3 separate regions of the Homo sapiens genome follow, and regions 1 and 2 are each linked to region 3. A link is a loop called in an ENCODE intact Hi-C map of the cell type or tissue named here. Cell type or tissue: CD14-positive monocyte. All regions are shown on one strand.

Region 1 (2,500 bases), 570 kb after region 3:
TGCAAGCTCCTAATGGATGTCTTCTCCCAGCCCCACATATACACCCTTTAAGGATAAACAATCAGAGATGGAAGAGTCTAAGTTCATATGAGGAATGAGAACCATTTCTCCAAGTTCAACCTCTCCAGCATCTTTCTCTTCCCTCAACTGAGAGAGTGCTTCACTTTGCAGATCAAGATCCATTCTTCTTTGTTGATTTTCTGTTTCCAGGCCTTAACCAGAAACCTATTGTTTATATATATATATATATTTAAAATCAGACCCATTAGAGTGTCTTTCCAACAATAGGTAGTATAAATCTGATGGCTGCTTTTTAGCAACATAAACTCCAAGCAGAAGCACTGATTGTCAGTTTGCCTTTACTTTGAACAAAATGAAATTCTTGGAGATTAGTCTTTATAAGCAGTAGATGAGCAGTTTAAAGAATTAACTTCTGTCTGTCCAGAGCCCACCCCAGAAGGGCTGGGTTGAGGAGGTGTGTTTTTCTTTCTGCACGTATAACTCTGTATTTATGAAGGCCATTCATTATGATCATTTTCCCCCAGTGGAAGAGAATAATCTAAGGAAAGGTGTGCCATATACCTAGAGAGCAGTCAAATATACCTTTAGAGCCTGTTTCCTGCCTACCTCTGTGCACTATTGTCCTCCCCCATCAGATCACCTAGTGAATGAAGGCAGTCAATCTCCATGGCTCCAGTCTCTGAAGCAGTCCCTTAAATGCCAAGTGTTGGCTTTACTTTTTCAAAACATTTTGACAGATTTCTTCTTGGAAACTAGATCTCTAGAACAACTTTATCCTGAAAGAAAGCAAGACATACATTGCCCCCCACTCCCACTTTGAAAAGTTCCTAGCATAAACACACACTTTACTAAGAATCTTAAAATACCTGACTGTAAGATAAATTAATTTTAAAATGACCTCAATAATTTAATCATAATTTGAATAGCTGATCATATCTTCTCTGGGTAATGACATGAGGAAAATACACAATTGGCCACAGCTGACTAACTACTTGGTCTTAGATTTAAAAGAAATGGATTTAGTGAGGAGCAGGGCTTTCTTTCCAGTACCAGCTGTGATGGAGCGACACCTTCTGGCACACATGGAGTACTGCATGCTAGAGGGCTCCTCTGCTAGGAGGCCCTCTTCAAGAGATCTCAATCAACTCCACTGACCCAAGTTCGGTTCCATCAAAAAGGTCAAAGATAGGTGACAGTGTTGGCTAGACAGTTAATAATTTCCATTGCTGACTTTACACATCATTCCTGGCTGGCCATTGGCCTTTTAGAAAAAAAACAAAGCAGCCTAAAGTACCAAGATCATCTAACATTATTAGAAATATTGGCCACATCCTCCCCACTCTTCACTCCATGTCCCACCCAAAAGAAAACTTCATATGACCAAAAAGTCAATGGAATCTTTGCAACAATGATCAGTCCAGAGCTCATTTTGGGTGATACAGGTAACAAACCAGTTGTTAAAAGGCATTTCATCTCATGTTATTCTGGTGGGCCCCAAGGCAATGGTGGCTGGGGGTGGAATGGAGGGGCGTGGAGAACACAAACACAATAATGGAATTCCTAATTTCAGAGGAGAAAAGCAGTGTATGGACACTTAAGTGTGTTAGTTTTCTAGGGCTGCCATTACAAAGTACCACAAACTAGGTGGCTTAAACAGTAGAAATGTCTTGTCTGACAGTCCTGGAGGCTAGAAGCCCCAGATTAAGGTGTCAATAGGGTTTTTCCCTCAGAGGGCTGTGCAGAAGAGCCTGTTCTATGTCTCTTTGCCAATTTCTAGTGGTTTTCTGGAAATCTTTGGTGTTTCTTGGCTTGTACAGATTTTTGCCTTCATCCTCCCTGTGTGTGTCTGTCTCAGTCATGGCATTCTTTTATAAAGACACCAGTCATATTGGATTAAGGGCCCACCCTACTCTAGTATGACCTCATCTCATCTAAGTATATCTGCAATGACAGATATATTCCAAATAAAGTAACATTTGGAGGTACTGGGGGTTAGGACTTTCATATATGAGTTTTGCGGGAGACACAATTCAACTCATAACATTAAAGAAATATTTTCTTGTTTAATCTCTTCTCCAAAAAGTGCAATAACTGTCTATGAGAAATATGCATGTGCTTATTCTAATAGGTCTCATGCTTAAACAACATGATGATAAGCCAACAGGTTATACTGGAGATAATATTGAGAAGCAAGTCAGGACACAAGACCATAGTAGTCCTCAATACCAAGAGCAGCAGTGATAGTTGCCTGCTCCTGCAGTACAAGCTGAGTACAGCATTGCTAAAAGCCTAGCCGCATCCCTGGGACCCCTCCAGACTGAATGACGCAGACTTGGGTGAAGTACACAGTTGGAATGAGAATGGATTCAGGACTTATGACTGTTCCCTGTGGGTAGGGGCTGGCTGCTTGAGGGAAATGGTTGGGATTGATCTGGAAAGACCATGGACCAGGCTCTTTGGGTTGGGGGATACATAAGAG
Region 2 (2,500 bases), 85 kb after region 3:
GAGGGAGTATAGAAAGTACAATTTAAATTCTCCTTCCTTATTATACTCTACCGCTTCTAATAGGCTTCTAGATCCTTGAGGAATCTCCTCTATCTTGCTTTTGCATAAAGATCTTTTACTCTGCAGATAAAAATCTGTCATTTGAAAGTAAAATTTTGTTTCTTATATGTAATTATGTTGACGTATGTGTCAGTTTATCAATTGGCTATTTCATGTGATCTATAAATATATCCTCAATTTTTTGACCTGAATGTGTATTTGATGGATATATGTAAATTCAAAATACTGTGGATTTATAAACCCAAAACTTCTCAACTGAAAAATGGAGTCTAGCTCTCCTGCAAAATTGTTAGAAACAAAACTATAGTTTTCAGTTAAGGTTCAAAGAGCTGTTTTATTTTTCAAAGGAAAAATAGTTCCACATCTTAAGCAAGTCCTTCTGGGAATGACAGAAAAAGTCAATAAATACAATTTATTCTGTGGAACCTAGCTAACCCCTGAAAAGTTCCTATATCTTCTAAATATATAATTCATAACTATGTATAAATATGTATTTTGCCACTGATGCTTTATTCTTTTTAGATTTATAATTTTTCTTATGTTTTTTAAACATTTTTATTTTATTTTATTCATTATTTATTTTGAGTAGGGTCTCAATCTGTCACCCAGGGTGAAGTGCAGTGATACGATCATGGCTCTCTGCAAACTCAAATTCCCAGGGTCAAGTGATCCTCCCACCTCCATCTCCCAATAGCTGGGACCACAGGTGTGCACCATCACTCTTTGCTGAGGCGGGGTCTCCCTATGTTGCCCAGGCTGGTCTCAAACTCCTGGGCTCAGGTGGAGCGCCTACCTAGGCCTCCTAAAGTGCTGGGATTACAGGCGTGAGCCACTATGCCTTGCCTTAATTTGTATTTTTAATTTTTGTGGGTACATAATAGGTGTGTATATTTATGAGTTACATGAGATATTTTGACAGAGGCATGTAATAATCATACCAGGGTAAATGGGGAATCCATCACCTCAAGCATTTAACCTTTGTGTTACAAACAATCTGATAATACTCTTTTGGTTATTTTTAAATGTATAATTAAATTACTTTTGACTATAGTCACTCTGTTGTGCTAGCAAACACTAGGTCTTATTCTTTCTAATTTTTTTTGTGTCCATTTACCCACTTTCCCTCCCTCATAAGACTCATATGATTATTTTTAATTTATCTTTTATTTTTTTTGAGACAGGGTTGCTCTGTCGCCCAGGCTGGAGTGCAGTAGCACAATCATGGCTCGTTGCAGCCTCAATCTCTGAGTCTCAAGTGATCCTTCCACCTCTCAGCCTCCCAGTAGCTGGGACTACAAGCATGCAACCACCATGACCAGCTAAGTTTTGCATCTTTTATAGAGACCCAGGTTTTGCCCTGTTGTCTAGGCTGGTCTCAAACTCCTGGGCTCAAGTGATCCGCCAACCTTGGCCTCCCAAAGTGCTGGGATTACAGGTGTGAGCCACTGCAGCCGGTCTATTAGTTTATCTTGACTAAGTACAGAGCAATACAATGCAATACAATATAATGCAATACAATAAGACTCTGGATTAATTATAAACACCAAGGACTTTTCACTATGGACGCTTTATATCGTTTCAGGAGGAAATTATTTTCTCATTGTTTTTGAAAAAAATTCAGCAAAAATGCAGTTATTTACTGTCTCTTTCAAAAACAGCTTTCTATATCTCACTTGTTCATTATGTAATTTGCTAAAATTCAATTTGTGAAGATTTATCACATGACTTTGAGCCATCAAGAAGGGTATATTTACCTCTCTCCTCTAATAATGAAGGGTGTTTTACAGAAATATTAATTTTTTTTGAAACAGTCTTGCTCTTTCGCCCAGGAGTGCAGTGGCACAATCTCAGTTCAGTGCAACCTCCGCCTCCTGGGTTCAAGCAATTCTCCTGCCTCAGCCTCCCAAGTAGCTGGGACTACAGGTATGTGCCACAACGCCCAGCTAATTTTTTTTTTCTTTTTGTATTTTTACTAGAGACAGGGTTTCACCATGTTGGCCAGGCTGGTCTCAAACTTCTGGTCTCAAGTGATCCACCCACCTCAGCCACCCAAAGTGTTGAGATTACAGTTGTGAGCCACCACGCCCAATCGGAATATTAATTTTTAAATAGAGGCTCATCCCAGGTAAAAAATGGAACAGTCCCAATAAAAGTTATTTCAGTTTTCCCAGAAAAACGATTTGCTTCAAATAGTACTTGACTTAAAATTTTACCTCACTGGTCTTCCTCACATGATGTTTTGCATCCATGTTTCTGTATGTGCTATTCTCTGTACCCAGAATACCCTTTCTTTCTTTCTATTCCTTGGTCACGTGGGGAACTCCTGAAAAACCCTGCTCAAATATCAACTTCTTAGTGATGGTTTCCCTGGATCATCATTACTGTGCTACCTCTATAATGTATATACAACTTGAGCATTCCTAATTTGAAAATCCAAAAT
Region 3 (2,500 bases):
GGGCTGAGGAAGCGACCTATGCCACTATTCCAGGAACAACTTTTACCTGGTGAGTACAACCCTAAAGTTAAATGACACTCGATTTATTTGAATAACAGAAACAGGCACATCATACACAGGCTTGCCCCTAGGATATTTTCTGCTTGGGAGGAAAACTTTGCAAATACGTAAGTAAAAAAACCAAGCTTGGTCACTTTAAAAATTGAAAAAGAAAACATACCCCATCTCTTACTGAAGTACTTGATTTCTTGAGTAAATACAACTCTTTTTTCTTTTGTTCAATGTAGTATCTAATGTCTTTATTAAAAGAAAGAAGGTTTTAAGATTAGCAATTTTACTCTTGGAGTTAAACAGTGATATTTTCTTGTAGTTAAATTAGATAAAGAATTTACCATTATAGGTATCTCTTATGCTATGGTCTGAATGTTTGTCTCCTCTAAAACTCATGTTGAAATTTAACCCCCAGTGTGACAGTACTTACTGAGAGATGGGACCTTTAAGAGGGAATTCATGGATTAATGGGTTATCATGGGAGTGGACCTGATATCTTTATAAAAAGAGAAAGAGAGACCTGAGCTAGCACACTCAGCCCCTCACCATGTGATACTCTGTGCTGCCTCAAGACTCTGCAGAGTCTCCACCAACAAGAAGGCCCTCACCAGATGCAGCCCTTTGACCCAGGACTTCTTAGTCTCCATAACTGTAAGAAATAAATTCCTTTTCTTTGTACATTACCCAGTTTCAGGTATTCTGTTATAAGCAATAGGAAACAGATTAAGACATCCCTGCTATCAAAATTTCACTATGTAAAGTCAGGAACCAAAGGACAGACATGGACACTTAAAACAAATACTGTCAAAAAACAATTATAAAATCCTTACCATCAATATGAAGAATTTTTACTCCCCATGACAAGGCATTTGATAATATACTATTTGAAGGAATAAAATCCTGTAAAAAAAAAAGTTTTATGGTTGTTCTAGGAAATTATTTAAGATGAGCTAAATTTTAATAAAAATTCAATTATTTGAAGTTTAATGTCACTAAGGCAGTTATTTGTAACAGACCCTATAGAGTTACAATAGCTAGGACATCAAGATTTTCTATAGAATTCCTAAAATCAATCCCACTTTATACCCACATCCTTGGTAATTTAATGAAAACTATAAGGCAAGTTTTAAGTTTCCAGTAATATTTTAAAAGGCCACAAGATGGGGATGTTTCTACATGAAAAGTAAGTTCTTTACTTTGTAAAATAAAATATATGCTGAGATTCAGGTTTTTGCCTAAAAATGTGGAAAGGAAAATTTCAAGAATATCTGTAATTTCCAGTTGAGTTTTTAATAACAAAATGTACAATGTGAATCTTTATAGTTCCTACTTACATGGTCCTTGATAGCTTTTTCAACTAATAATTTTCCTCTGCTTAAACACACCTATAAAAAGACCAGAAAAATTTAAAACATAGTGCTTAACTGGAGAACAGGTTAAAAAGGTAAAGCAGCTAAGAAAAGAGAACTTTTGGGTCTCATATTAAAAAGTTTCTCTTTTTTGGGTGACCTCTTTGGTTTTGTAGTAAATTCTATTCAACATGAAAAATAAAATAGCTAGGTTTCACTGGAATTCTTTATAATTAATTGGCTTACATTTTAGTTCCTATTAAATCAGAGATTTCAGAAAAACAATAAATTTTATATACTGTTTTCACATGTTATTTCACCTTTTTTTTTTTTTTTTTTTTTTTGGAGACAAAGTCTTGCTGTGTCGCTCAAGCTAGAGTACAGTGGTGTGATCTCAGCTCATTGCAACCTCTGCCTCCCGGGTTCAAGTGATTCTCCTGCCCCAGCCTCCCAAGTAGCTGGGACTACAGGCACGCACCATCATGCCCGGCTAATTTTTGTATTTTTTTTAAGTAGAGATGTGGTTTCACTATGTTGGCCAGGCTGGTCTTGAACTCCTGACCTCGTGATTCACCCACCTCAGCCTCCCAAAGTGCTGGGATTACAGGCGTGAGCCACCGCACCCAGCCGTTACTTCACTTTTTAAATAAAGTACTAGGAAAACTCGTTGAAATGCCATAACCAACAATTATTTTGGAATCGCTGGTGTATTGTCTCCTTGCTCCAAAAAAGCATTAACTCAGAGAATGCATGGTCCTTTCTTGATCTCTTTTCCATTCTTTCTTCTATGTATTGTATCTCTTTTTTCAAGTGATAGCTCCTTTCTGACTCATTTCTTCTGTTTTCTCCTCATTTTCCTTAATTTTCAAATGGCTATAATAGGTAAGTCGAGGAGAATATTGTAAAATAATAACTTAATTACACTTCAACCTAAAAACTGAAATAAACATTTTATCTCTCATTTGATCCTATCCCACCTCACACCCAATTAAATCAATTTAATTTGTCTTTCCTTGCATCTTTCAATTTACTGGCCATGGAGTGGTAGGGATGTGATTTCAATAATTCTAGAATAGGGGCTGGCAACCTTTTTATGCAAA

Evidence for each region. Peaks named below come from ENCODE experiments on the same cell type or tissue, not always from the same donor. Only the 100,000 strongest peaks of a DNase experiment are listed, where the experiment ranks them.
Region 1: a loop joins it to region 3, with 4 times the contacts of the local background. A loop is called at or near these places in 31 of 110 quality-filtered maps.
Region 2: it touches region 3 in a loop (5-fold over the local background); 69 of 110 quality-filtered maps call a loop at or near these places.

Annotation. Positions count from the first base shown.
Region 1 is chr7:87,311,051-87,313,550 of GRCh38, reverse strand. No RefSeq gene overlaps it. Among named protein-coding and RNA genes, the nearest start is that of TP53TG1, 33 kb to the left of the region's middle. In CD14-positive monocyte, CTCF peaks have their summits at 887 and 1,088 (motif pointing left); a DNase peak (open chromatin) is centred at 1,080.
Region 2 is chr7:87,801,127-87,803,626 of GRCh38, reverse strand. All of the region lies in intron 8 of RUNDC3B (RUN domain containing 3B), which reads right to left. Among named protein-coding and RNA genes, the nearest start is that of SLC25A40, 74 kb to the left of the region's middle. In CD14-positive monocyte, no CTCF peak of the experiment used is centred here; no DNase peak of the experiment used is centred here.
Region 3 is chr7:87,885,780-87,888,279 of GRCh38, reverse strand. DBF4 (DBF4-CDC7 kinase regulatory subunit) reads right to left here. Exons shown (of 12, transcript NM_006716.4): 4 at 1,386-1,436; 5 at 882-951; 6 at 221-297. Among named protein-coding and RNA genes, the nearest start is that of DBF4, 11 kb to the right of the region's middle. In CD14-positive monocyte, CTCF peaks have their summits at 1,007 and 1,207 (motif pointing right); no DNase peak of the experiment used is centred here; H3K27ac peaks cover 348 bases.